Linked DNA regions of Homo sapiens: region 1 is linked to region 2. Evidence: read pairs that join two places in POLR2A ChIA-PET (ENCODE). Cell type or tissue: PC-3. All regions are shown on one strand. Each heading gives the region's core, and the rest is flanking DNA. Links, peaks and the distances in the headings are about the cores only.

The links. ChIA-PET counts read pairs that join two places held together with the same protein. Peaks named below come from ENCODE experiments on the same cell type or tissue, not always from the same donor. Only the 100,000 strongest peaks of a DNase experiment are listed, where the experiment ranks them.
Region 1: POLR2A ChIA-PET joins it to region 2 with 10 read pairs; 2 of 35 experiments call an interaction of 5 or more read pairs at or near these places.

Annotation. Positions count from the first base shown.
Region 1 is chr12:101,601,006-101,616,473 of GRCh38, reverse strand. MYBPC1 (myosin binding protein C1) reads right to left here. Exons shown (of 32, transcript NM_002465.4): 2 at 1,943-1,978. LOC105369938 (a long non-coding RNA gene) reads left to right here and starts at 690. Exons shown (of 5, transcript XR_001749279.2): 1 at 690-771; 2 at 1,281-1,920; 3 at 6,016-6,094; 4 at 15,454-15,468. In PC-3, for the core only: no CTCF peak of the experiment used is centred there; a DNase peak (open chromatin) is centred at 7,893; H3K4me3 peaks cover 807 bases; H3K27me3 peaks cover 1,094 bases.
Region 2 is chr12:101,451,761-101,467,228 of GRCh38, reverse strand. It overlaps the pseudogene RNU5E-5P. Among named protein-coding and RNA genes, the nearest start is that of SPIC, 16 kb to the left of the region's middle. In PC-3, for the core only: no CTCF peak of the experiment used is centred there; a DNase peak (open chromatin) is centred at 7,188; H3K27ac peaks cover 477 bases.

The DNA of each region.
Region 1 (15,468 bases), core at 6,474-8,973, 150 kb before region 2:
ATTTTAGCAGAATTTGGGAGGAGACATTTGAGCAACAGGAAGTCAATATTGTGCAATGAATATGAAATATGACATACAAAGGAAACGATAGTGGCTCAGTGGCAGTAACTGATCTGAAAAACAGAAGGGAAAGGTTTGTTTATAATGGCCAGTAGGTTCTCAGTGTACTCAATGTTGGTCAAAGTACATTTGTTATGGGCAAGGAGAAAACATACCAAGGAACAGGAAGATCCTAAGAAGAATGTCACACATCTACACTAGTTTCAAGATCAAGATCTAAAGAAAATAAATCTGAGCTTTCCCGTTTGAACTCATATGGCACTGAGCCAGTTTTCGTTCATTTCGACACATAGTAATACTTCTCTATACTGTTTAGGGTTTGAGTGTGTGAATCTAGTATTCTTAGCTGGACAAAGGGCCTCTTGTGAGCAGCTAGATTTCTCAAACTGCCCTCCTGAAAAACAATCTCTGCTTGCGCCCAAGAGTTTGAGGCTGCGGTGAGCTGTGATGGTGCCACTGCGCTCCAGCTTGGATAACAGAGCAAGACCCTGTCTCAAGAAAGAGAAAGAAAAGAAAAAAGAAAACAAAGAAAAAAGAAAAACGATCTCCAGGGAGGAAGAGGAAGAGCTTTATAATTGCCTCATAAGTTTTTGTGTGAAAAGATGATTAGAAACTGAGACCTTCTCCAAACTCCTGCTTTCACCTAAGCTGGACCAGGTCTACAGTCACCTGCTGGCTTCATAACACATTGCCAGTTTAAGCAACTCACAAGTAATCACATACTGCTTGGTGTGGGGGGGCGGGGGGGGGGCGGGGGGTTCTTATAATATTGCCTAATGTTTTAATGTTTTGGCTGCATTTTATTTAATTGTTTCCCAGGCTGTATTCTATTTTCTACTTGGCTGCAAACAAACTGAATACAGGGAGATGTTTTCTATGTAGAGTTCCCCACTACATCTGGTACAATATGCTTGCACCTAGCTATCAATACGTACATGATAGGTATGTCTGAATCCCTCTGAAGGGTTAGGTCAGAGTTGTGCACAGGGTAAATACCTAGTGAATAATTATTGAGTGGGATGCCAGTTTCTCATCCTTTTCAAGGAGGAAGAGGGATGAGGAAGGCCACTTTGGAGTCTTTATGGGAAAATGCACATGATTTTGGTTGCTTCCATCTTGGGGCTATTTGGCTGATAAATGACTCTGAAGAGCCATGTTGGGAGTTTAAGCCACATTGAGCTTTCAATCTTTTAATCTTTTAATTTTCTTTTCTTCTTTAGGTGTATGTGGACATAAAAACAAGCTTCATATATTGTGTGTCATAGGGGACTGCCCTACCTGCCAAGGGTCTCACTGGATCTCTGTACTCATTTCCTGTTGCCAGCTGGTGGACAATATGGTGCTAAGAACTCAAGAAGTTGGTCCTCACGTTGAACCTCAGAGGTCACCAAACCTTTCTGGATAGCTGCTAGGGAGTTTCTGGAGGTGCTCAATAGTGACATATGTCAAGTTGAGAAGGGACAGCTGATCTTCCAGGGTAGAGATGGATCCACTCCCCACTCTCATAAAGAAGATGTGGGTTTGTTTGACCTTCACTATATAGGAAAAAGCCTCACAAATTCTTCAGCCCCTTGGATGGAGGCTCAGCCTCCACACTGTAAAATGCGGACATAATAACTTTTACATAATTTGAAAGGTTTCATAAGAATTGTCCCCCTAATATATATGAAGTGCCATCCAAATTAGATTAACACAAGAGGATTATATAAACACAGTGTATTATTTTTATTATTCTCAACTTATCACAATGGTCACCATCCAACTTCTCAGTAGGAGTTAGGTTAAAGCTCACAGCTCACAGCACCCGTGGAGGCCAAATCATGCTGGGATGGACCCTCTGTATTTGCAGCCCAAACGTGTGTGAGTGAGTGTTTTTACTCACCTTCCGGGGGTGGGGCTGGGGCTGGCACTTCATTTTCTAGAAATGGAAAGAGTCATGGAAATGTCAGGCTCATTTATCACAGAGAAGAACTGCTTTCTACAGCCCCAGGCAGCTTCTGCTGCAGGCAGCCATCTCACCTGTGTGTACTCACAAGAGGGATGGAGGAGGGAAACACATTCTCTCTTCTCTCTCTCTCTCTCTCTCTCACACACACACACACACCCTACTGCATCAAGAGGCCCAAGACATACATGCTGCCATTTATGTGTGGTATATAGATTTCCAGGAGGTGGCATGGTGTAGTGATGGAAAGATAAAGGTAGAATGGGGATCCGAGTGTCCTTGCCACTTAGTTATCCCCTCCAGAGGCAGGCCGGGCATTTACTTGTGCTGAGCCTGTTTTCCTGCCTCTAGAGAAATGGCCGCATCTTATATGGGCAGGACTGCTGTTAGGATGAAGTGAAACACAATGGGTAGCAAGCATATGGTGAGCATATCCCGTAGAGTCTAAGGTAAGGTCGGTGCAGAAATGAGACCCCTTTTTCCCAGAAAGCAAGAGCACCACTGCATCGCCAACATTGTTCTGCCTGCATGAGAGACACTTTCTGAAAGCAGATGACATGAAAGTCCTCTGGCTTTGCAGTGCTTTGTTGTTGTTGTTTTACAAGGACGGTGCAATTCACTGGGAAACAGAATTAAGCCCTCTCAGAGTTGTTTCTGGAAGCATACGTGCTTGGAGTAGATTCCCACCTACACCTATCCAAAATTTTCCAGGCTCTGGTTTTGAGGTTTGGTTTTGGTTTACCTGGCTTTCGATGTCTGGTTATTACAGAGCAGTCTGGCTATGAAGTCTGACAAAGAAACTTCTGTTAAAGAACATACTATTTCCAAGTAGGTAAAGGCATCCACATGAACAAAGAGCATAGCATTTCCCGTGCCAAATCCCTGTGGATGCCCAGAATTGGGAATTAGTGACATGTGAGTATCACTCACTCATGAACCACCTGCTTCATCTCCAGGACAAGAAGAGGCAGTTAATGAAGGTGATCGCTTCTAAAATTATCTTCTACTTGATTACTAAATAAAATATAAAGATAACAAAGTTTTTGTATTATAGGCACATTGTGGAATCCTGGGAGCCTTTGTCAGCATATGGGATTTTCCACATTTTTTTCCACAAGTGACTCTTGTTAAGCAGGGCGGACGATGCCCCATAACAAGCAGTTTGGCTGAACAGTCACCACTATGTGTAGGCCAAATGCCCCGTTCTAGTCTAGGAAGGCTGGAATGAGCATAGAAAAATGAATGGATTGCACCGTAACAGAAATCAAGAAAACAGTAATGCAGGCCTGCCAGGATGCAATCATGTCTTTTTCCATCACTGATTTTGGGGCTAGTATAAACTCCAATTTATTGTTTTTTAAAAACTTTTATTCAGATGGCCATAAATAAGTTTATTACTATTTACTAGTGAGGGAGAAGGATATATATAACCAAAAGACAAAAAACATAAACTTATAGATGGACAGAAGAAAACGTGGCAGGATGTGATGTAATTTGCAGATACAGTGAAAACACAAATGTCCCTTGGATGGCATTGTCAGAAATGTTTTTGTTTCTTCACTACATCATGGAAAGAATCACTAGGGTTATCGTCAACCAAAACATGAAACTGTCAGTCAAAGCATTTTATTTTCAGAGATCTGAGTGCAGAAATGGAAATCTAATATTGTCCTCTTGGCTTTGAATAAGTTGTTGCAGCACACGGATATCAGAATACTGAGAGCGAGATGCCAATTTCTTTGACACGCTATCTTTCAGACTGGGCCATTGCCATGCCATGCCCAAGGACTTCTTCCTGGCTCTGTCTACAGACAAGTTTCTCATCCCTCCAGTCTCCTTTCTCCACAGCTGCAGAAGTTATTTATCCTACAACTGTGTTTCATCCCATTATTCTACTTGAAAGTATTTCTATTATTATTTGGTTAGGTCTACACTCCCCAGGTTCGCATTCAAAGCCGTTGTTCATGGGCACTTCTTTCTCTCCCTTCTCTTACTACGTCTCAGTGGCCTCTCTGTTCTAGAGCCATTTCTGTTCCCCTTCTGACCTTTCTGCCACTGTTCTTCCCAGCAGACCTCCTGCTTTTTCTGAACATGTGATGGAGTCAGACTTAGGTCTGAATCCTGACTCTGCCTTATTCATTGTGCAATCATGGGCAATTCCTTAATCTCTAACAGCCTTGGGCTCTTCATCTGTGAAATAAGAATAACAAGATAAATAACCTCTTAGGGTGCCAATTCTATGTAAGATGCATAGGGTAGTTCCTGCTATGTAGAAAGAGCTCTATAATTGAACTGTTACCATTACTATCATTTGGCAATCTTTATCCTTATTGCCAATATTTTTCTCAAGGCTCTCAGAGCTGATTATTCTTTTTTTTTTTTCTTTTTTTTTTGAGATGGAGTCTCGCTCTGTCGCCAGGCTGGAGTGCAGTGGCGTGACCTTGGCTCACTGCAACGTCCACCTCCTGGGTTCAAGCAATTCTCCTGCCTCAGCCTCCCGAGTAGCTGGGACTATAGGTGCATGCCACCATGTCCAGCTAATTTTTGTATTTTTAGTAGAGACAGGGTTTCACCATGTTGGCCAGGATGGTCTCGATCTCTTGACCTTGTGATCCACCTGCCTCAGCCTCCCAAAATGCTGGGATTACAGGCGTGAGCCACTGTGCCCGGCCAGAGCTGATTATTCTATTCTGTTCTTCTTCCTTATTCTTTTGCATTCTGGACTACATCATAACACATTCTCTTTTCACTATGACTTAATTATTTTCTAATAGTCTCTGTATATTTATGTTTCTGTTTCTCCCCATCTAAACAAAGCCAGGGATCTTTCCTTCCTTTCTTATCTCCCTGGTATCTCATTTTATTGCTGAAAACACATTAAATGCATAGAGAATTGATACAAAAGAATTAAGGAGGGCTTCTTTTGGTGGTTGGACATCTATTAAATTGATCATACTTGTTTAGCATCTATGTGACCAATTCCCATTTTTTAAGGGTAACTGTAGTTGCTTAAAATCCAACTAAGGCCAATGGTGAATTCTAATCAAATACGTAAAAGAGAATCATCTTGGGCACTAAATCTGTAAATGTTCCCTAAATGTACATTCTCCATTTCCATTTTGTCTGTAGCCCCCATGGGCTATGTAACAGACCAAAAATCAAAATGATAATTTAAAGGGCTTAATTCAACTTCCACTGAATCCACAAAATATTGGTCATGAATAGCCAACTCTATCAGAGAGAATGGCAGAAACATTATAGGATATTAGGACTGCTAGGACCGTTGTGGGATGGTTGCAGGGAGTAGAAATAGGAAAATGTATACCGGCCTGTAAATAGGCAGATCCAGAACTTTTTCTTCTCAAAATTACAGAAACCTCTTTACTTTATAGCCAGTGAAGGAGTAAATACATTGCAACCCCTTATTAGAACCCACTGCATGTAGGACCTAGTGCATATTAATCCTTATAATCCTTACAACTCTGTGAAATCAGTACTATGATTATCTCCATTTTGCAAGTGGGAACTGAGACTCTTTGAGATCCCACAGCCTAGGGAGTGTGGAACCAGGCTGTGATCCAGGCTTGCTTGACTCAGAGCCTGGGCTCTGCAGCCCGGGCCTGCACTTCCTTTCCCTGCTACCTATGTTGGACAAGGCAGAGGAGGACTGGTGGACTTCTCAGCGCAATTACACCATTTTCCCCACTGAATTGCTTGGTCTTATTCTCAAGACCACATAACCTCATATGGATGTTGCCCTCCCTATTTGTAGGAGTGGGGTGCACATCGATTTCCTCAAGTATGAGAGAAATAATAGCACAGCCTAACTCAGGGGTTATTGGCAGGAATGAATGCATTAACAGGGGTAGAGAACATGGCAAGTGTCACATAGACTTTAACTTTTCATGGCTTTTATCATTATGATCATCATTTTTACTCGGACACACCTACGAAAAGACACTTATGTCTTCCTCCACATGCTGCCTGCTAAGGATATGCCTTATTTCTAGGTCTGTGAGCTGCATGTGTTAAAACGTGTTTGCATTTGGGATGGGGACTGAGGAAGCATCTGGGGACTGGACAGAAGAGGTGAGTCCCTCATACCCCTACTGTAAAGTGGGAATAGTAGTTGAGCTCGATGCAATTTTTATGCATTATAGTTTTTACACTGCAGATAAGTAGATCAATCAACGATTCAATTAATCAATCATGGTGAGACAGAAATGATCAGAGAAAATAGGACCTTAGTCCTTTTCAGAGCATTTGAAACAGAGAATTCCAGTTGTCTTAAACCTGGAAACTGGGAAACCAAGGAGTGGTAAAGGCCAAGCAGCACATGACTTAAATGGAAAATGAAGTGTTGCAGGTAAGTCTCAGAGCCCCCAAGGTGTCCCCATTTACCTTGAAGGAACTGCTCATGCATCTCTCTCGCTCTAATTCATATGTTTGTCTCTGACAGGTCCTGTCATGGCTAGCTTTGCCCGCTTCTCTAAAAATAATTTACATGTTCCTAAAATTCATTGGCTGCCTCTGTAACATTCATTCATTAACAGCAATTTCCACTGTACCTCACTGAATAGGGACCATAGGCAGGAGCATCCTTGCAACCTAAATTCATTGAACTCCCATTATGAATTTAACAAGGTCAAAGAGGTTATAAAAGTGGTTACAATATGATAAGATACTTGTGTTTAAGAAATTCACAGGTAAATGAATTGCCTTTTAGTATCAATTGAGTCATTGAACCAACTCACTCTGCACTCTTAAAACATTCAAGACTCACTACTTCCAGAAATCCTCTAGAACTTCTCAAACTGCAGTATGCGTATTAATCACTTAGGGATCTGATCAAACTGCAGATTCTGACTCTTGGAGTCTGCAGCAGTAGGGTTCATGATTCTGAATTTCAAGGCTGCATGGTGGCTCGGGAGGTCAAGGTGGGAGGATCGCTTGAGCCCAGGTGTTTGAGACCTACCTGGGCAACGTAATGAAATCCTGTCTTCATAAAAAAACATTTTACATTAGCTGGTGCTTCCCAAGTCCCAGCGACTTGGGAGGCTGAGGTGGGAGGATCACTTAAGCCCAGGAGGTGGAGGCTGCAGTGAGTCAAGATTGCACCACTATACTCCAGCTGGGGTGACAGAGCAAGACCCCATCTCCAGAAAAAAATTTTTTTTTAATTTTAAAACTAAAAAGATTCTGCATTTTTACAAGGCTCCCAGGTGATGCTGCTGGTCCACAACCCACACTTTGAGTAACAAGGCTCAGCACACCCCCTAAATATCACCCGTTCCACTCCCTTTTCAAATGTGAGTGGGAACCCTAAAGGGTTTACAGTAGATGGGGACTTTTCTTCTCCCTTTGATCACAAGCTTCTTGAGGACAAGGCCCTTCTCCTTCTCCTTTTCAGATTCCACACAGCAGGTGCTCCATAAATATAGTTGACTGGCAGGCTGTTCCTCCCTGCACAAAAGCCGCTTCTCCTTGCTGCCAAGAAATCCATAACCGTCCCCTGGCATTCCGTGGGCAGCTTTCTTCATCTGTGTTACCCACAAGGAACACTATGTCTTTCATTGGTTCCCCTCCCGCTGGCCAAGGCTCCAGGGGCATTCACCCAGCTCCATCATTTACATTTCTTCTTACTGTCAACACATGTCTTCCATTTCTTAACAAGGGCAGGAGAGCAATTAGGGCTAGAGTTTTGACTCTCAGGAATATTACACCCCTCACCTTTCTAAGGAATCCCCCGCTTTTAAAATCGGGGCTCCCCAAAACGGCAAAGCAACTTGTGTCGAGGAACCTGTCCCACCAGTTTCTTAGCAAATAACACTCAGTCAATCACACCAACTGTTGTCAACAAGGTTAGCTGTGTTGCAATGGTCGGGAGGCACCCACCTTTGGCAAGCTCTCTAAATCATAAACAAGCAAACCGATATTTATTGAGGTGAGGTCCTGCTGTACTTCTGCTTATTCAAAAGCCAAAGGGCAAAGTTCTGTGGAACATTCTTGCTAGGTAAATACAGTTGGTTTTTTGTTCTCCTTTCTTTGTCCTCTCACACAATATCTTTTTTAGAAAACATGCTAACAGGACTAAAGAAGCATATTTTAAAACTTTTTGAATAAAAAGGAAAAACAAGGATACTTTTTGAAAAAAATAAGCCCAAGGGGATATTTTAAGGGACAACCTAAAAATGAACTAGTTTGTGAACCAACAACTAAAGCTAGCCCCCTCTTTCCTGGGCAAGGGCGGCTGTTCTTTGATCCTTTCTAATGAACATATACAGACTTTCTCTCCCTCTGCAGCACTGAAATGCTTTCAAAGGGGTAGATCTATTTATGGTGGATTTTTCCTATGGTCACCTACTGTAAAAAGCACAGGTATGCCACCAATGGCATGCCTGCACAGCCTGTGCCAAGGCATTCTAATTGACGGGCACTGGTGGCAGCTATGAAATAGACAGCCCCATATGTGGCCTTTGTGCTGCTGCAGAAACACTAGGGACCCAGTAACTCCATAAATGGCTTGGCCCTCTCCAATGGAGTCCATTTCTATTTTCAATGATCAAGGGTTTCATGGCCAGTAACTTAAAGGGGAAAAAAAGAAATCTTACGTCTTAAAATTAATTAACCTGTCTCTTTTTATATGTCTGCGTCTATACACATAAAACAAAACAAAACACAACAAAACACCCAGTTCTCTTCTTCCCGTGGGCTGTCTCAAATATTACATTATTTGACCTACTTAACTATCTTATGGGCCCTTATATACCATTTAATTTAGCTTTTTTATAGCATGGAGAGCAAAATTATATCATATGAATATATTATATAGGCATAAAAAAGACAGAAGAAGACACAATAACAGTTATCATTAAATGTTATGATTCTAGTTCTGTTTTTGTGGCTTTCTGTCACTTTCTAGGGGAAAATTTTTTAAAAATAAAAATATTCTTTAGAAATTTGAGGCATAAGAGAAAATTGTATGCTATTCCTGATTATCGTTTCTTATTCTCAAAGTAAAATTCTAGCTTTGAAATAGAACATGTGAAGGCTTTGTGTTTAGTAAACATCATGATGAATAAGGAAGGGTCTACCTGGCCAACTCTTGTACTGTCATTTTTGGTGGTATAGCAAATTATCTTTCTTTTTAGATTAAATATGTAATAAACACTATCAGGTGTCTCCCCTCTTGATGGTGGGGTCTGACACAATATGCATACTCCAACCTGGACCTCATATGCCCAGACACGAGCACAATGGAAGCTCCCATAGCATAAAATATTGCTTTCATGGGGACATTCATAATGCTTAGAGATGTTTGATTCTGTTAATCATAAGTGTACCCCATGGCCGGGCGCAGTGGCTCTCGCCTATGATCTCAGCACTTTGGGGGGCAGATCGAATCGCTTGAGCTCAGGAGTTCACGAGTAGCCTGTGCAACATGGCAAAACCACATCTCTACCAAAAATACAAGAAATTAGTCGGGCATGGTGATGTGTGCCTGTGGTCCCAGCTACTTTGGAGGCTGAGGTGGGAAGATTGCTTGAGCTGGGTAGGCGAAGGTTGCAGTGAGTCAAGATTGCACCACTGCACTCCAGCCTGAGTGACAGACTCAAACAAAACAAAACAAAGAAACAAAAAACAGTGTACCCCCCCAAAATCAGCAAATATAAATGACAGTGTATTTTATTGGCCAAATTGCTTATGTAGCAGAGATGAAGAATTTGGACAAAAATCAATGTTTAATTCAACATTTTCACAGTTACTTGCTTATTTTGTTCCCCACTCTATTCATTATAGGCATTATGGGTCTGGATATTTTATACTTTGGGATTTAACAGAATTACATACTTTTAAAAGAAGTAGGCTGGGCATGGTGGCTCAAGCCTGTAATCCCATCACTTTAGGAGACTGGGGTGGGTGGCTTGCTTGAGCTCAGGAGTTCAAGACCAGGCCGGGCAATGTAGTGAGACCCTGTCTCTATACCAAAAAAAAAAAAAAATACTAAATTGATTTATATTAGTGGTTCTCAAAGTACAGTCTGGGATCTTCAGGAGCTGCCTAGGTAGGGAGTTTACCAGGTCAAAATGATTTTCCTAATAGTAATGCTAAGACATTATTTGCCTTTTTCACTCATATTCTCTAACAAATAGACAGTGAAGTTTTCCAGAGGATACATAATGTGTAATGATATCAATGTTCTGACAGCTAATAGAATTGTTTGTGCATTCTTGTGTGTGTGTGTGTGTGTGTGTGTGTGTGTGTTTCTTTTTTGAGAAGAAAGGTCTCATTCTGTCACCCAGGCTGGAGTGCAGTGGCGTGATCTCGGCTTACTGCAGCCTCGATCTCCCCAGGCTCAGATGATCTTCCCAGCTCAGCCTCCTGAGTAGCTGGGTCTACAGGCATGTACCATGCCTGACTAATTTTTGTATTTTTAGTAGAGACGAAGTTTCGCCATGTTTCTCAGGCTGGTCTCGAACTCCTGGGCTCAAGTGATCTGCCCGCCTCAGCCTTCCAAAGTGCTTGGATTACAGGCATAAGTCACCACACTTGGCTGTATTCTTGTATTTTAAACGTTATCAATTTTACTTTTATTTATTTATTTTGAGACACAGTTTTGCTCTTGTTGCCCAGGCTGGAGGGCAATGGCATGATCTCGGCTCAGTACAACCTCTGCCTCCCAGGTTCAAGAGATTCTCCTGCCTCAGCCTCCTGAGTAGCTGGAATTACACGGGTCCACCACCACGCTCAGCTAATTTTTTGTATTTTTAGTAGAGACAAGGTTTCACCATGTTGGCCAGGCTGGTCTCAAACTCCTGACCTCAGGTGATCCACCTGCCTCTGCTTCCCTGAGTGCTGAGTTTATAGGCATGAGCCACCATGCCCAACCAATTTTAATTTTTAATTCAGTAAATATATGACACACTAATACAATATTTACTGTATTCCAAATTAAAGTTAGTGTGTATAATACACTAGTTATGCACATAAACAAATGATCTTTAGTTTATTCAATAATTGTTAAGGGTGCAAAGGGATCTGAGACCAAAAGGTTTGAACCACTGGTTTTGAATTTATTGCAAATCTCTTTGGAAAAAGATTTTGTGCATGTTATTTTTAAAACAAACTCAGGTCATATATATCATATACATCTGCAGCTTTGATAAAATGAATGAATCAGTCAAAATAAAAACCTTACATTGATTTTGAAGCAATAACTCATTTTCCTAAGTGCACCATAATAGAGACAAAAGGGCAATAGTGTCTAGTAACACCTACCCTATGCAGAATTCAGCTATCTAGCAACTTACCTAACAGCTTCTGACCACCCAAATAAAAGGGCCTCTGAAGGGCCTCTGCATTTATCTCAAGCTCCTACGTTCCAGGCACTAAGAGTTTCTGTGTTTTCCTCATGGAAGAAGGCCCTAGCTCCTCAGTAAACCCAGGGCCTGGGACTTGGGAAAGGTAAGCAGGGTGCCTGAGGAGCAAAATTTAAGGAGGTCACTTAAGGGGCTGAACCTGCATTTTGGTGACCCAGAAAGTCAGTGCCTTCTTAAATGTTGTGCCTTAGGTGGTGCTAAACTCTACTCAGCCAGATTAATTACCTGGAATGGCGTCTATAATAAAGGACAAAGGGGAGTGAGGGGAACAGTTTCATATGCTGACTGACAAGAGTACTAAAGAAGACAGCACACTTCTAGGAGGGATAAAGTAGGAAAGCTAAGAAAAATTGGAAAGAAATTCAAAATACAAATCAATATGAGTCCATTTTTCAAAAGAGCAAATAATTTGGGCCCTCAGGGTGTCACATGCTACTAATAACTGATATCTATAATTTAAGACAAATTATATCCACTGTACTTTATTTTTTAAAGCAAGGAGTAATATATTACATTTTAAGAATGTTTCTATTCAAACTGGTGGAAAAAATAAGGCTCTGAGGTTATATAACAAAATTAACCTTTAGCTGTGCAGAGAATCCAGCTATTCAGAATGATTCAATCAATTTAATCCATATTTATTTACTATGGTCGAATGTTGCCAAAGACTGTACTGTACTCTAATGTTCTGAATAGATGAAGTCTAATTGTACCTTGATCATGTAAATATTCAATGACTCATTATTCAACCTTTGGAATTTCCCTGAATCTACAGGGTTTTTTTTCCTCCCCTAGTCAATTCATTCTTTTGTCCTTCTAATTATGCAAGTTTCATCTCAGGATGTCATTTCACACAGGAAGAGGATTAAAATATGGTCCTTATTACATAGCAACAAATAGCTTCTCATTGTTAACATGGGGCTGGGGGAAAATTGCTAAGATCTGAGGACTTGCCTTCCTCACTACTCTTACCATGTTTTAAAGAATCAAATGGGGTGTGTTTTGCAGGGGAAGATTTACTCAGATTGAAGGAGCTTAAAATTTTAGCATAGGTCAAAAAGAAATTATTGCAAAAGCAATTTGAATTGTTAACAGTTTCCTCCTTTACTGTGTCTTTTTTGGGGATCTTGAATCAGTTATTATTGTTATTATTATTTTGAGACAGAGTCTCACTCTGCCACCCAGGCAGGAGTGCAGTGGCATGATCATGGCTCATTGCAGCCTCCTGGGCTCAAGTGAATCTCCTGCTTCAGCCTCCCAAGTAGCTGGGACTACAGGTGTACACCACCACATCCAGATAATTTTTGTATTTTTTCATGCTGTTTCACCATGTTGCTTGGGCTGGTCTCAAACCCCTGGGCTTAAGCAATTCTCTGGCCTTGGCCTCCCAAAATGCTGGGATTACAGGCATGAGCCATTGTACCTGATCTTGTATCACTTATTTATGTGGCTATAGGGTTATAGGATAAATTTCTTAAAGGCCTTGCTCCAAACTGTTGCTGGACCTCACATTGGGTGACTTTTTAAAAATAGAGGAAGAAGAGTCCTGACGCCAGGTGGGGTCATAAAAATAAAATTCCACCGCAATAAACACAGTGACACTCAATCAATCACCCACCACATCCATATGTGGTCATGGAGAGTTCTTTATGTGGTCATCTCAGGAAAGCGCAGACTGAGGAAGACCCTATCCACCAAAAAGCACCCCTGATAAGAGAGAGAAATCTTCTTTTTTTTTTTTTTGAGACGGAGTTTCACTCTTGTTGCCCAGGTTGGAGTGCAATGGCGCGATCTTGGCTCACCACAACCTCCGTTCTCCCAGGTTCAAGTGATTCTCCTGCCTCAGCCTCCTGAGTAGCTGGGATTACAGGCATGCGCCACCATGCCCTGCTAATTTTGTATTTTTAGTAGAGATGGGGTTTTTCCATGTTGGTCAGGCTGGTCTCAAACTCCCGACCTCAGGTGATCCTCCCACCTCAGCCTCCCAAAGTGCTGGGATTATAGGCATGAGCCACCACGCCTGGCCAGGGAGAGAAATTGTAAAGTCCCACAAACCCAAGACTTATAACCCTTGGAGACAGACATAGATATTGTTCAACTCTGTAGGGTAACTCTTTCATCTAAGTGGGAAAGGCCATGTCCCCACAAGAACAGTGAAGAAACAACCCAACCGTTATCACCTTATGCTGACAACTACAGACCCCCGAATTGGACATGGCTCATTTCAGTAAGAACACAACAGAGGTCATGGAGTATAGACCTTTTATTTGATCTGAGCTTCTATGGGTGAAAGCGAAGATGTATCACCACAAGTAAAAGAAGGAAATATAGTGGTGGGAATGATGGTTATGACTATCATAGCAGCTTTCTTGGCGTGTATTATAAATATTACACTAGTGAGGAGGTGAGCAGTGGTTGTTACATCCCTTATGTTGAGGGAAATGCCATCAGTTTATGTGAAATATGAGGCATTTAATACCTTGTGCCAGACAAGATTTCTGAGTTTACTGCTTTAGGAGGAAAATGCTTGAAATCTTTCCATATGTTAGGCCCTGTTCTAAGCACTTTACCTGTCCGGGCATGGTGGCTCATGCCTGTAATCCCAGCACTTTGGGAGGCCGAGGCAGGTGGATCACTTGAGGTCAGGAGTTTGAGACCAGCCTGGCCAATATGTTGAAACCCTATCTCTACCAAAAAAATACAAAAATTAGCTGGGCGTGGTGGCGCATGCCTGTAACCCCAGCTACTCAGGAGGCTGAGGTAGGAGAATTGCTTGAACCAGGGAGGTGAAGGTTGCAGTGAGCCGAGATCATGCCACTGCACTCTGACCTGGGCGACAGAGCAAGACTCCATCTCAAATAAAAAATAAAATAAGATAAAATAAGCACTTTACCTGGTGTATTTCAGTTAATTCTTACTGAGACCCAAAGAGTTGATACTGTTTTATTCACATACAGATGAGGAAACAGAGGCATACAAAGTGTAAGTAATTCAGTCTATGGTGCAGCTGGAATTTGAGCTGTCTAGAATGTTCTACAAATAGTATAATTTTTTTTATGTCACCATGTTTAATAATGCATAATATTTAAGATGCATAAAGAAAAAGCCAAGACACATACTGTGTGCATAACAACCCTAAAGACATCTAACTCTAAACATGACAAAATGTAGAATTAAAAAGGACACATTTTGAGTTTTAAGTAGAGCATTCTGTTCCAAGATTCATTAAAATTTTTAGAAGGCAAACGATATCACCAGATGCAAGCAAAGCAATTTATAAAGAGTATTTAGGAAAGATTTGGACAATTTTAGAGAAGAAGAATACTTACCAAAATAGCTAAATACACATCAAAAAAAAAGAATAGAACAAAATCATAAGATCTAACATTTGACATATTATTAAATGTAATTTTAGACGCTGCCCTGATGTGCCAAATTGGCCTAAAAAGGATTCCTAAGGGAGTATAAAAGGGCAAGTCTTATCAAAGTGGATTTAGACTTGAAAGGCATAATGAAAGTCAGATTACAGTTAGCTTTTTGTGAACTCATTATAGAAAGAGAAATAAGTGTGAGATTGAATGATTCTGGTCTCCGCCTCTGCCAAATCAATCAATTCATGCCCCAATCTGATGGGACCTAAAAGTTTACTCTGAAAATGTACGTTAAAGCCCATAAATACTCTGTCCCATGAATGGGAACATCTTGAAATTTGGCCTGTGGTCCATCTTTGGGCTGTCTAAAACAAACATACTCTTTGTAAATTAAAACTGAGCCTATCCACACAGAGCAGAATTACGACAAGACAGTATGATCACTTTGACTTTGGGGGGGCTGTCTTTGTAAAAAGCTGCAAGGACAGAAGCCCTCTTCTTATCCAGTTATGAGATAATTTGCATACATGTAGAAAATTAAGTGACAAAGTCTTTTCTTCTTTTTCACAGTTTGGCTTTCCTTAACTGGTATGCTCTCAAATTTTAGGAAACCCCTCATGAATAAACAGTAGCTACTTCATGATTAACCTAACTCAGAACACTAATTCAGCTACTACCTTTCTGTGTATTTATTCAGTTTCCCCAGGATGCA
Region 2 (15,468 bases), core at 5,804-8,303:
GTGTATCTTACTGCATTCTAATTCTAGGCACAGAGAGGTGGGCTAAATCACAGCCAAATTCTTTTGTTGTTGTTGTTGTTGTTGTTGTTTTAAAATTAGCCCTGAATCGCAGTGGCTCATGCCTATAATCACAGAACTTTGGGAAGCCGAGGTGGGCAAATCACCTGAGGTCAGGAGTTCGAGAACAGCCTGGCCAACATGGTGAAACCCCGCCACTACTAAAAATACAAAAATTAGCTGGGTATGGTGGTGCATGACTGTAACCCAGCTACTTGGGAGGCTGAGGCAGAAGAATTGCTTGGACCCCGGCAGTGGGGGTTGCAAGTGAGCCAAGATCGCAACACTGCACTCCAGCCTGGGTGACAAAGTGAGATTCCATCTCAAAAAATAATAATAATAAAATAAAATTGCCTTGAAGACTAAAGGCCTCAAAAAATTTGGTTAAGACTCAGAATTGTTTCTCTTCACATAAATCTTTAGGAAAAGGTGAAAAATTGATATAATCTGAAGAGATACCAGAGTATACCAGACTTTTTTTTTTTTTTTTGGACGGAGCCTCTCTCTGTTGCCAGACTGGAGTGCAGTGGCGCAATCTTGGCTCACTGCAACCTCTGCCTCCCGGGTTCAAGCAATTCTCCTGCCTCAGCCTCCCGAGTAGCTGGGACTACAGGCACATGCCACCACGCTCAGCTAATTTTTGTATTTTTACTAGAGACGGGGTTTCACCTTGTTGGCCACGATGGTCTGGATCTCTTGTACTCGTGATCCTCCTGCCTCAGCCTCCCAAAGTGCTAGGACTATAGACATGAGCCACTGCGCCCAGCCTCATTTTTTTTTTTTTTTTTTTTGAGACAGGGTCTCACTCTACCAGGCTGAAGTGCAGTGGTGCAATCATGGCTCACTGCAGCCTCGACCTCCCTGGCTCAAGCGATCCTGCCGTCTCAGCCCCACTAGTAGGTGGGACTGCAGGTGCGCACCACCACGCCCGGCTAATTTGTGTATTTTTTGTAGAGATGGGGTTTCACCATGTTGCCCAGGCTGGTCTACCAAATTCTTTATACATTTTTATCCTAAGCCTGAAGAACACATATGCCTCTGCTTCATCACTTTTGGCCTCAGAAGTTTCTAAACCTAAGCCATTTACCAGCCTGGGAAAGGGAAGAGGAAAATGACTCCTCCCTTCATCTCTTAGTGGGTTTGTAATGCTTATTTTCACTTTCTAGTTTACTAAGAAGACAGACTTGCAATTGATTCTGCTTTAAATTTAGGTCCTTTTGGTAAGGAATTTTTTTTTTTCTAGCAGTTTGTAAGTGGCAATTCTCCCTGTTTTAACAAAATTAATTAGCAGGGCAATAATGTCCTTTTTACAGGGAAGAGGCATCCTGTTCTTACAGAAGTTAGCTGGTTAACTGGGAGTAGAGAAGAAGGGTTGGGGAGTCCTGTAAACTCAAAGAAGTTTAGGAAACAGGCACATTAATGGGATCCCAAGTTTCAGCTACGTGCTTATAACTGGCTATAAGTTTCTGGTTCCAGTTGTCATCAGTGAGAATTCACTGCTGGTAGGAGTCTAAATTGGGACAACCATTTAAGAAAATAGTCATTAGCAAAGCTTAGTTCACAAATCCTTTTCAGGCATATATATAAGAGAAATTCTTGTATACAAGCATCAGGACATATGTGGAAAGAAGATGGTTTTAGCAGCCATGTTTATAAGGGGAAAGAACTACAAACTATATATCTTTCTATAGATATGTAAGTATAGATAGATAAACATATATAGGTCTGATAGATATATACTCACATACATAGTGACAAGAGAATGAGTGAATTGTGGTATGTTCACATAATAGAATATAGAAATGTGAAAATGAATAAACTATAACTAAGTGCAATTACTTGGAAGAATCTTGAACACATAATATTCAGTGAAAAAGGAAAACCTAGAAAACCACTTAAAATATGATTTCTATAGAGTTCAAAAATAAACAACTACACAATATATTATTTGTCTACATCTATCTATCATCTATCTATCTATCTATCTATCTATCTATCTATCTATCTATCTATCATCATCAATCGTGTGTGTGTGTGTGTGAGTAAAGCAAGGGAATAATAAGCACAAAATTTAGGGCAATGGATACTTTTAGGAATGGGAAGGCAGGGAAATAGATGATCTAGGTGTGGCGCATAATTTATCACAACAATTTTTTTTAGCTGGGCATTGTGGCTCACGCATGTAGTCCCAGCACTTTGGAAGACTGAGGCGGGTAGATCACCTGAGGTCAGGAGTTAGAGACCAGCCTGGCCAACATGGCGAAGCCCGTCTCCACTAAAAATACAAAAATTAGCCGAATGTGGTGGTGCATGCCTGTAGTCCCAGCTACTTGGGAGGCTGAGGCAGGAGAATCACTTGAACCCGGGAGGTGGAGGTTGCAGTGAGCCAAAATCATGCCACCTCACTCTAGCATCAGTGACAAAGCAAGACTCTGTCTAAAAAAAAAAAAAAAATTTTCTTTTTTGTTTTTGGGCCAGGAGATGGGCTCATGGGTGTTTATTTCACTGAAGTATCACATATATGCTTTTGTATGTTTCAAAAAACATAACATCATAAACAACTAAAATAATGACAGACAAAAAAATAATAACAATGAAAATAATAATAAACAATGACAGACAAAAGGAACAAGGGATAAGAGAAGGTCAACTAACAAAGCAAGTGAAGTTTCAAAAAAAATTCTAAGGAAACAATTTTGCTGCTGCTGCTTCTTTCTTTTTTTTTCTTTTTTTTTTTTTAAGACAAGGTCTTGCTCTGTCACCCAGCCTGGAGTGCAGTGACACAATTTTGCTTTTAACAGTGAAAACATTCATCATTCAGTATTGTAAAATTAGTTTTCATTATGTGAAAACTCTTGCCTGATTTAAGTATAATAGTTCAATTTATGACAGAAATAAATTATGAAAGTTTGGAGAACAGGCTGGGCATGGTGGCTCAAGCCTCTAATCCCAGCACTTTGGGAGGCCAAAGCAGGAGAATAGCTTGAGCCCAGGAGTTCGAGACCAGCCCGGGCAACATAGCTTGGGCATGGTGGCATGTGTTTGTGGTCTCAGCTATTTGAGAGGCTGAGGTGGGAGGATCACTTGCACCCAGAAGGTCCAGTCTGCAGTGAGCTATGATCATGCCACTACACCCCAGCCTGGGTGACAGAGCGAGACCCTGTCTCAAAAAAAAAAAAAAAAAAAGAAAAGTTTTGGAAACTCATTCTGCTCCCTTCAATTGCAAGAGACTTTTTCTTGTTTAAAGTCCTATACTCGGCTGGGCGCGGTGGCTCACGCTTGTAATCCTAACACTTTGGGAGGCTGAGGTGGGCAGATCACCTGAGGTCAGGAGTTTGAGACCAGCCTGGCCAACAGGTAAAACCCCGTCTCTACTAAAAATACAAAAATTAGCCAGGTGTGGTGGTGTGCACCTGTAATCCCAGCTACTTGGGAGGCTGAGGCACTAGAATCACTTGAACCCAGGATTTGGAGGTTGCAGTGAGCCAAGATCACACCACTGCACTCCAGCCTGGGTGACGGAGCGAGACTCTGTCTCAAAAAATATAATAAAATAAAATAAAAAATAAAAAAATAAAGTCCTGTACTCAAATGGGAATAATTTTGCCATCAGATAACACTATAGTTAACATATGGACTGTCTCGATTCATGTTTCTTGGTGTGCCAGTGTGGGTAAATATGAAAGAAGAAACACTTGATTAAGACAGGGTCTCACTATGTTGCCAAGGCTGGTCTCGAACTCCTGGGCTCAAGTGATTTTCCCACCTCAGCCTCCGAAGTGAGGAGGAGGAAGCAATCCATTTCTGAACAAAGTCATCGCTATTGCGAAGATGGATGCAGGGTGTGATAGGCCGTGAATTTTAGAGTATTTCAGAAATGTTCAAGGAGACCAGCACCCTTATGAGATGCAGAGACAGACCAAAAGTGGGCCAGACAGACAAGATCCAGAACAACACTTTACAATGAGCTCTAAAATATTACCATAAATGTAAGGATATTGGCGAAATCTATTTACCAGAATTCCTCTTGAGGACTGGATTATATGGGTTGGAAAAAATGTTTGATAAACCATGGAGGAGCTGAGGGATCTGCTCTTGTCTCCATGATAGTCCCTGAGATGCCTTCCTTTAATCGTCTCATGAATATCTACTGAGCACCAATAGTTGCTGCTCTAGATGCTGGGATACATCAATGAACAAAGCAGACAGAGATTCCTGTCTTTGTATCATTTCTACAATAAGCATGGGTCTGATGCATGAATTAGAATCCATAGTAGAAAATGAATAGTTTGTGAAAGAATAAAAAGCCAAGCAGGGTAAGGAGAATCTAGAATGCGAGAGGGTCCCCCTTTATATAGAGTGATCCAGCCATGCCATATTAAGACAGTAGCATTTGGGCAAAGACTTGAAGGAGGTGAAGAAGTTAATCGTGTGAACATCTGTGGGAAGATGACTCAGGCAAGGGAACAGCAAGTGAAATAGCAGCTCCTCACGCCTGTAATCCCAGCACTTTGGAAGGCCAACACAGCAGGATCACATGAGCTCAGGAGTTCAAAACTAGCCTGGGCAATATGGCAAAACCCCATCTCTACAACAAATACAAAAATTAGCCGGCCTTGGTGTCACATGCCTGTGATCCCAGCTACCTGGGAGGCTGAGGTGGGAGGATTGCTTGAGCTCAAGAGGTCGAGGCTGCAGTGACAGAGCCTGGGTGACAGAGCAAGATCCTGTTCCCCCGCAAAAAAAGAGGGCCCGGCTCAGTGGCTCACGCCTGTAATACCAGCACTTTGCGAAGTCAAGATGGGCATATCACTTGAGGTCAGGAGGCTGAGGCAGGAGAATCGCTTGAATCCGGGAGGTGAAGTTTGCATTGAGCCGAGATCATGCTACTGCACTCCAGCCTGGGTGATGGAATGAGACTCTGTCTCAAAAAAAAAAAAAAAAAAAAAAAAAAAAGAGAGAGAGACAGCTAGCAGCTCATAGGCTTCGAGAACATGAGAGCTGAGGGTTTGAGTGCCTTTCTGGAGGGAGGGTCCCAGTTCATTGGAGGACTATATTGGTTGCTTGGGGGCACTGATGAAAGTGATCTTTTGGCTGGGTACAGTGGCTCATGCCTGTAATCCCAGCACTCTGGGGGGCCGAGATGGGCAGATCACGTGAGGTCAGGAGTTCAAGACCAGCCTGGCCAACATGGTGGAACCCTGTCTCCACTAAAACTACAAAAATTAGCCAGGCATGGTGGCGTACGCCTGTAATCCCAGCTATTTGGGAGGCTGAGGCAGGAGAATTGCTTGAACCAGAGAGGCAGAGATTGCAGTGAGCCGAGATCGCACCATTGCACTTCAGCCCGGGCAAAAAGAGCGAAACCCTGTCTCAAGAAAAAAAAAAGGAACAAAAAAAAGAAAAAGAAAGAAAGAGGCTGGGCGCAGTGGCTTACGCCTATAATCCCAGCACTTTGGGAGGCCGAGGCAGGCGAATCACGAGGTCAAGAGATCAAGACCATCCTGGCCAACATGGTGAAACCCTGTCTCTACTAAAAATACAAAAAAATTAGCTGGGTGTGGTGGTGCATGCCTGTAGTCCCAGCTACTCTGGAAGCTGAAGCAGGAGAATCGCTTGAACCCGGGAGGCGGAGGTTGCGGTGAGCTGAGATCGCGCCACTGCACTTCAGCCTGGTGACAGAGTGAGACTCCATCTCAAAAAAAAAAAAAAAAGAAAGAAAGAAAGAAAGAAAGTATCTTTTTTTCATCCTTCTTGTAGTCGGATGCACTCCTAAATGCTTTAAACATCAAGTTGATATTTAAGGAATGTGCGTTTGAGAGTGTACCAAATTAGAAACTAGATGCCTATTTGTTTCCATCTCTTCTGATGCATTAAATAGGGTGTGGAGAAAAGGGGACCACTGTACACTATTGGTGGGGATGTAAGTTGGTGCAGACACTATGGAAAACGGTACAGAGGTTCCAATTAAAAATAGAATTACCACATGATCCGGCAATCCCACCTCGGGGTACATACCCAAAGGAAAGAAAACCAGTATGTTGCAGAGGTATCTGCACTCCCATTTTCATTGCAGCATTATTCACAATAACCAAGATATGGAAACAAATAAAGTGTTTTTTATGGATGAATGGCTTAAGAAATTATGTTGTGTGTGTCAGCTGGGTTGTGGTGGCTCACGCCTGTAATCCCAGCACTTTGGGAGGCTGAGGCGGGAGGATCACCTGAGGTCGGGAGTTCGAGACCAGCCTAACTAACATGGAGAAACCCCGTCTCTACTAAAAATACAAAAATTAGCTGGGTGTGGTGGCCGGCGCCTGTAGTCCCAGCTACACGGGAAGCTGAAGCAGGAGAATCGCTTGAACCTGGGAGGTTCTACAACCTCTGCCTCTCAGGTTCAGGTGATTCTCCTGCCTCAGCCTCCCAAGTAGCTGAGATTACAGGTACGCACCATCATGCCTGGCTAATTTATTTATTTATTTTGAGACAGAGTCTCACTCTGTTGCCCAGGCTGGAGTGCCGTGGTGCGATCTCAGCTCACTGCAACCTCTGCCTCCCGGGTTCAAGCAATTCTCCTGCCTCAGCCTCCTAAGTAGCTGGGATTACAGGCCACTGCACCCAGCTGAAAAGAACTTCTTTAGAGAAGAACACACAAAACAAATACTAATCAAATAAAAATTCAAACATTTCACCTTAATCTTAATGTGAAGAACTTCTGTATCAGGCAGAGTTTCTGCTGCTGCTTCTTCTTTTCTTTTTTTGGAGACAGACTCTCGCTCTGTTGCCCAGGCTGGAGTGCAATGACACAATCTTGGCTCACTGCAACCTCTGCCTCACCAGTTCAAGCAATTCTCCTGCCTGAGCCTCCCAAGTAGCTGGGATTACAGGCACCCACTACCACACCCAGCTAATTTTTTTATTTTAATAGAGACAGGGTTTCACCATGTTGGCCAGGCTGGTCTTGAACTTCTGACCTCAGGTGATCCACCCACCTCGACTTCCCAAAGTGCTGGGATTACAGGCCTGAGCCACCGCCCCTGGCCCAGGCCAAGTTTCAATTGCAAACAGATGACAAACTCAGGCCAAGATGATTCAACTAGAGTTTGTTTACAAAGGGATTAACTATAACAGGAGGAACAGAGTGTTGGGGAACTATCAAGAAAACAATGCAGGAAGCCTGGGTTAGCCGTAGAGGAGCTCCCTCCACCAACAGGAGGGACAGGGAGGTCAACAGAACCTGAAAGAGAAGGAGAATCCTCCAAGACAGGGCTCCTTTGGCCAGGAAATGCAGCACCTCATGCAACCTCGCAGGGAAAGAGCTAGGAAGAAAAAAACCCTGACCTCATTCTGTTCCCTCCAACTTCCTGCTGGGGTTCCTCTTTCTGGCCAAACTCAAGTAGAAAGTAGGGAATATAAAGCCCACTGATGAGTTTCATATAGGAAGGCATTCAGGGGCAGAGAGGAGGTGGAAATCAACCTAGAGGGGCAAGCATGACTCATAATAATTAAAAAGCATCTTAAAGAAAATGAAAAGAGCCACCACTTACTCAATTTTATGGAATGAAGTATTGCCAATTTAAATTTTAAAAATAACATTTTAAAAAAAAATTTAAAGAAAATGAGGCCGGGCAAGGTGGCTCATGCCTATAATCTCAGCACTTTGGGAAGCCGAGGAGGGTGGATCACCTGAGGTCAGGAGTTCAAGACCACCCTAGCCAACATGGTGAAACCCTGTCTTTACCAAAAATACAAAAAATTAGCTGGGCATGGTGGCAGGCACCTGTAATCTCAGCTACTCAAGAGGCTGAGGCAGAAGAATCACTTGAACCCAGGAGGCGGAGGTTGTAGTGAGCCGAGATCACACCATTGCATTTCAGCCTGGGAGACAAGAGTGAAACCACGTTTCAAAAAAAAAAAAAAAAGAAAATGAAAAGACAAGCAACTGGAGAAGATAACCAACTGAAACTCAGACACCAGTGGGGCAGAAGTGTAAATTGGCACAATCATTTTGGAACATAGTTTAGTATTATCTGGCAATTTGAACATTCACAAATATTTATACCATTTTTATGCATATATTCAAGAGAAACTCTGGCTAATGTGTACCAAGGGACATGGACAATCATGTGCAAACCAGTGTTGTTCATTATAGCAAAAAGGAGACGATAATTCAAATGCCCATTGACAGGACAAGGGTAGAGTATATTTACATAACTGAATAGTATGCACCAATGAAATGGAATCTCAGCAACACAATGTTGAGTAAAACATCAAGTCTCAGAAGATTACAAACAGCATGTTGTATCCCTTCTACCCACGGTACTTCTAGGATTTTCTTTTTTCTTTTTTTTTTTTACAGATCCACTCACAAATAATATATACAGGGATATGTATAAAAGTATTCATTTCAGACCAGGTGCAATGGCTCACGCCTGTAATTCCAACACTTTGGGAGGCCGAGGCAGGCAGATCACTTGAGGTCAGGAGTTTGAGACCAGCCTGACCAATATGGTGAAATCCCATCTCTACTAAAAATACAAAAATTAGCCAGGCGTGGTGGCACGTGCCTGTAACCCCAGCTATTGGGGACGCCGAGGCAGGAGGATTGCTTAAACTCAGGAGGTGAAGGTTGCAGTGAGCTGAGATCTCACCACTGCACTCCAGCCTGGGAAACAGAGTGAGACTGTCTCAAAATAATAATAATAATAATAAAGTATTCATTGGATGGGCACGGTGGCTCATGCCTGTAATCCCAGAACTTTGGGAGGCCAAAGTGGGTGGATCACCTGAGGTCAGGAGTTCAAGACCAGCCTGGCCAATACAGTGAAACCCCTTTTCTACTAAAAATACAAAAATTAGCTGGGCGTGGTGGTGCGTGCCTATAATCATAGCTACTCGGGAGACTGAGGCAGGAGAATCACTTGAACCTGGGAGGCAGAGGTTGCAGTGAGATGAGATCGTGCCACTGCACTTCAGCCTGGGCAACAGAGAGAGACTCCATCTCAAAAAAAAGTAAAAAATAAAAATGTATTCATTTCAGCAAAAGATGGGAAACAAATCATGTCCATCAATAAAGAATTATGAAGCAAACCATGGTAATCCACCTGATAGGAATGCTGTGTAGCCATTAGAATGAATTATTTTATTTATATCAATATGGAACCCTAAGGTATATTATATTATGAAATAAAAAATGTGAGGAGCCATACCATGTGTAGCCTAATTTAATTTATATTTTAAAGGATATATTGGGCCAGGTGGGGTGGCTCACACCTGTAATCCCAGCACTTTGAGAGGCCAGTGAGGGAGGATCGCTAGAGGACTAGAGCCCAAGAATTCAAGACCAGCCTGGGCAACATGGTGGGACCTTGTCTCTCTCTCTAAAAAAAAAAAAAAAAAAAAATACGTTAAATATTATATGTGCTTATCTATACATGGTATACATGGAATAGCCTGCAAGGATACATAAGAAATTACTAAAAATGGGTGTCTCTAGGCAAGAATAGAGATTGGATACTACAGGTAGGAGACTTATTTTTCACTATATACCTTTTGGTACTCTGAATTTTTTAATCATCTAGTTTTAAAAAATATAAAGCTGGTGCAGTGGCTCACGCCTGTAATCCCAGCACTTTGGGCGGCCAAGGTGGGCAGATGACCTGAGGTCAGGAGTTTGAGACCAGCCTTGCCAACATGGAGAAACCCCATCTCTAATAAAAATACAAAAAATTAACTGGGTATGGTGGCTTGCACCTGTTGTCCCAGCTACTTGGGAGGCCGAGGCAGGAGAATCACTTGAATCTGGGAGGCAGAGGTTGTAGTGAGCCAAGATTGCACCACTGCACTCCAGCCTGGGTGACAGTGCAAGACCCCATCTCAAAATACAAATAAATAAATAAATAAACAACTAAATAAATAAAAATATAAAACCTTTTAAAAGTTAAAGGCTAAATTTTCTCATGTAACACAGGTTTAATATATATGTTTCTCCTTTGGAAGAAATTTTTCACAATTAGGAATAAAATGTACTTTGAAAACACTTAGGAATATTCCATTAATACATAGCCTCAACAGAATAAAGAAACCCTCTTAGGTGTTGACAAAATGAAAAACAAAACCTTCAGTATGCATTTAAACACTGGCTGGGCATGGCCTAAAACTTATATATATATATATATTTTTTTTTTTTTTTAGAGATGGAGTCTTGCTCTGTTGCCCAGGCTGGAGTGCAGTGGGGTGATCTCGGCTCACTGCAAGCTCCGCCTCCTGGGTTCATGCCATTCTCCTGCCTCAGCCTCCTGAGTAGCTGGGACTACAGGCGCCCACCACCACGCCCAGCTAATTTTTGTATTTTTAGTAGAGACGGGGTTTCACCGTGTTAGCCAGGATGGTCTCAATCTCCTGACCTCATGATCTGCCCGCCTCAGCCTCCCAAAGTGCTGGGATTACAGGCGTGAGCCACCACACCCGGCCTAAAACTTACATTTTAAGCAGGATTACCTCTTGCCCCATATCCATTGTTCAGGTTCCAGAAAAGTTTAGCTCTTTTTAAAAAGCAAGTTAAACTGGGTGTGGTGGCTTGCATTTGTAAACCCAGCTACCTGGGAGGCTGAGATGGGAAGACTGCCTGAGCCCAGGAGTTTGAGGCTGCAGTGAGCCATGATCATACCAATGCACTCCAGCCTGGGCAACAGAGTGAGGCTCTGTGTACACTTCTATTTAACATTGTATTGGTGGTCCTAACCAATGTAATAAGGCAAGAAAAAGGAATGAGCATTCAGATTGGAAAGGAAGAAGTAAAACTGTCTTTATTTGAATATGATATGATTGGTTATGATTACAATCCTAAGAAATTCACAAAAAGGTTGCAGAATATGAGGGTATTTCTATATACCAATATTATAATCCCAGCTACTCAGGAGGCTGAGGCAGGAGAATTGCTTGAACTCAGGAGGTGGAGGTTGCAATGTGCCGTCCCACTACTGCACTTCAGTGTGGGTGATGGGATGAGACTCTGTCTCAAAAAAAAAAAAAAAAAAGAAAGTCTTGAAAAACTGAACTTCATTAAAATTTAACTTTGTCTCTTCAAAGGACGCTGTGAAGAAAATTAAAACCCAAGCCACAAACTGAAAGAACATACATCAAGCCCTCAAATAACACATCCTTTCCGTCCACCTTCTTTTGTCCTTTGGCTCTAACTTTGATGAGAAAACAAATGGATTCCTGGCCTGGGCCACTTCCTGTATGGGGTTGGTACTTCCTCTGTGGGGTTGGCACTTCCTGTGTGGGGTTGGCACCTTCTCTCCGTAGTCTGTATGGGTTTGCTTTGGTACTCCAGTTTCCTCTCACATCCCAAATATGGGTACGTTAGGTTCATTGGGCTGTCTACATGGTCCCAGTCTGAGTGAGTGTAGATGTGGTTGTGGGTATGCACCCACCCTGAGATGGGATGGTGTCCTTTCAGGGCTGTTTCCAACCTGAGCCCTGAGCTGTTGGAGAGGCTCTGGCCACCTTCAACCCGGAACTGGAATAAGCAGATTGGGAAAGGAATGAAGAAATTTATACAAATTATAGTAAAATAAAAGTTTGTAAAGTATAGGATAATTATACAAATGCATGACAATAAGTGATGTGACACAAGAGCGCTCAGAGAGCCGCCATTTTCATCAGTGTTTGCTTTGGGTGAGGGGAGGCACTTTCAACAATTTTTGCTTTGCAAACATTTATTCCTTAATTTAACCCATGGCCACTGTGACTGCCTTCATCACTGATTCCCCCAAAATTAGGTAAATAATTATCTTACTTGTTTTTATTTATCTTTCTTAAATGAATACATAGCTTCCATTTATTTGTTTAATATTAAAAGTGTTGGCCAGGCACGGTGGCTCACGCTTGTAATCCCAGCATTTTGGGAGGTTGAGGCGGGCGGATCACCTGAGGTCGGGAGTTTGAGACCAGCCTGACCTACATACCTACATGGAGAAACCCCATCTCCACTAAAAATACAAAATTAGCCAGGTGTGGTGGCACATGCCTGTAATCCCAGCTACTTGGGAGGCTGAGGCAGGGGAATCTTGAACCCAGGAGGCAGAGGTTGAGGTGAGCCGAGATCACGCCATCGCACTCCAGCCTGGGCAACAAAGAGCGAAACTCCATCTCCAAAAAAAAAAAGAAAAGAAAAGAAACAGGGTTTTGGTCTTGTTGGATGGGGTGGCTCACGCCTGTAATCCCAGCACTTTGGGAGGATGAGGCAGGCAGATCACTTGAGTTCAGGAGTTCGAAACCAGCCTGGGCAACATGGCAAAATCCCATCTCTACTAAAAATACAAAAACATTAGCTGGGTGTGGTGGTGCACACCTGTAATCCCAGCTACTTGGGAGGCTGAGACACGAGAATCATTTCATCCCAGGAGGTAGAGGTTGCAGTGAGCCAAGATTGTGCCATTGCACTCCAGCCTGGGCAACAGAATGAGACTCTGTTTCAATAAATAAATAAACTAATAGTAGTAGAAAAATTGGTTGGGTGCAGTGGCTCACGCCTGTAATCCCACCAGTTTGGGAGGCTGAAGCGAGTGGATCCCTTGAGGTCAGGAGTTGGAGCCCAGCCTGGTCAACATGGTGAAGGCTCCTCTCTACAAAAAGTACAAAAATTAGCTGGGCATCGTGGCACATGCCTGTAATCCTAGCTACTTGGGAGGCTGAGGCAGGAGGATCGCTTGAACCCAGGAGGTGGAGGTTGCCGTGAGCTGAGATTGCACCACTGCACTCCAGCCTGGACAAAAAAGCTAGACCCTCTCTCAATAATAATAATAATAATAATAATAAAACTCAAATTTTAGCTGGGCATGGGGGCTCACGCCTGTAATCCCAGCACTTTGGGAGGTGGAGGTGGGTGGATCGTCTGAGGTCAGGATTTCCAGACAAGCTTGGCCAACATGGTGAAACCCCATCTCTATTAAAAAAACAAAAAATTAGCCAGGCGTGGTGGCGGGTGCCTGTAATCCCAGCTACTCAGGAGGCTGAGGCAGGAGAATCACTTGAACCTGGGAGGCGGAGGTTGCAGTGAGCCGAAATCATGCCTTTGCACTCCAGTCTGGGAAACAAGAGTGAAACTCCATCTAAACAACAACAAAAAAAGTCCCAGGTTAACCAGGAAGACTTGGTCACCACAGGCGTACTTAGCATAGCCATAACAAGAGGGCTAGCATTTATCAATTATCTAGAATATCTTGGGTGTTTCCCGTTCTAAGCACTTTGGATGTATTAGCTCTTTTTAATCTGCCCGACAGTTTTACCCCCAGGTAATTAGTAGTATCAGTACCATGATGCAATGAAGGAAATCAAGTCACACAGATTCTCAAGGTCAAAATCTAGGAGGTGGTGGAACCAAGCACAGTGACCTTCTAAAGTTCACGCTTTTCTCCATTGTTCTTTCCTTCTGGGCGCACATAATAATAGCCTGCTATTGGAACTGGGTGTGGTGGTGTGTGCCTGTAATCCCGGCAACTCTGGAGGCTGAGGCAGGAGGATGGCTTGAACCCAGGAGTTTGAGGCTGCAGTGAGCTATGATTGTGTCATCACACTTCAGTATGGACAACAGAGCAAGACCCTGCCTCTAAAAAATAAAACAGGATGGGAGTGGTCGCTTATGCCTGTCATTCCAGCACTTTGGGAGGCCGAGGCAGGTGGCTCACTTGAGGCCAGGAGTTCGACACCAGCCTGACCAACATGGCAAAATTCTATCTCTACTAAAAATACAAAAATTAGCCAGGCATGGTGGCGTGAACCTGTAATCCCAGCTACTCTGGAGCCTGAGGCAAGAGAATCGCCTGAACCCAGGAGGCGGAGGTTGCAGTGAGCCAAGATGGCATCACTGCACTCCAGCCTGGGCCACAGAATAAGACCTTGTCTCAAAATAAAATACAACATAAAAAATAATGGAAAAAAGAAAAATAATCAGCTGTGGTTGGTTCTAAGGAACTTAGACTACCCAGGAATGTCAGAACAAAGTCCAACTTGACAACGAAAGCATTCAAAAGTTTACTAATCCTAGTGATTTGAACATAGAACTACCAGTCTCCCAATTCCATGACCTGCCAGGTAAACATTTCTAACGCTTTGAATGAAGTTCTAGGTCCCTAGAACACTTTGCAATGGATCCTTACCTGTTCTGAGATAACTATAGATTAAGTGAGGGTCAATTTCAACTCTGCTCAGCTAATATTTATATTTTATCACTTTTCAAAAATCAGCTATCCTTAATTGAGAACGTACTATGTGTCTAGCATTGTTTTAAGTTTTAAGCATCTCACATATATTAAATCATTTATTCTGTATTGCCTTTTTCTTTCTTTCTTTCTTTTTTTTTTCTTTGAGTGTCTCACTCAGTCACCCAGGCTGGAGTGCAGCAGTGCAATCTTTGCTCACTGCAACCTCTGCCTCCGGGGTTCAAGTGATTCTCCTGCCTCAGCCTCCCAAGTAGCTGGGACTACAGGCATGCACCACCACGCCCGGCTAACTTTTGTATTTTTAGTAGAGATGGGGTTTCACCACATTGGCCAGGCTGGTCTCAAACTCCTGACCTCAGGTGATCCACCTGCCTCTGCTTCCAAAGTGTTAGGATTACAGGCGTGAGCCACAACACGTGGCCGTATTCTATGTTTTCTATATTGGTCTGCAAAAGAAGCATGCCTGTGGCAGGGTGCGGTGGCTCACCTGTAATCCCAGCACTTTGGGAGGCCAAAGGGGGCGGATCACCTGAGGTCAGGAGTTCGAGACCAACCTGGCCAACATGACGAAACCCCATCTCTACTAAAAGTACAACAATTAGCCAGGCATGGTGGCAGGCACTGGTAATCCCAGCCCAGGTGGCTGAGGCAGGAGAATCGCCTGAACCCAGGAAGTGGAGGTTGTGGTGAGCTGAGATCATGCCATTGCACTCCAGCCTGGACAACAAAGTGAGACTCCATCTCAAAAAAAAAAAAAAAAGAAGCATGCCTGCAAAAAAAGAGAAATTTGAAAGTTAGCTTTTTACCTATGGTTTTCTGAAAACTAAAGTAAATAAGTAAATAGGAATTCTTAGACAGAGCAATCAGGCAAGAAAAAAAAATAAAGGGCATCCGAATTGGAAAAGGAAGTCAAACTATCTTTTTGCCAATGATACAATCATATACCTAGAAAATCTTAAAGACTCCTCCAAAAGATGCCTATATTTGATAAATGAATTCAGTAAACTCTCAGGGTACAAAATCAATGTACACGTCAGGTGAAGTGGCTCATACTTGTAATCCCAGCACTTTGGGAGGCTGAGGCAGATGGATTGCCTGAGGTCAGGAGTTCCAGACCAGCTTGGCCAACATGGTGAAACCCCATCTCTACTAAAAAAAACAAATACAAAAATTATCCAGGTAT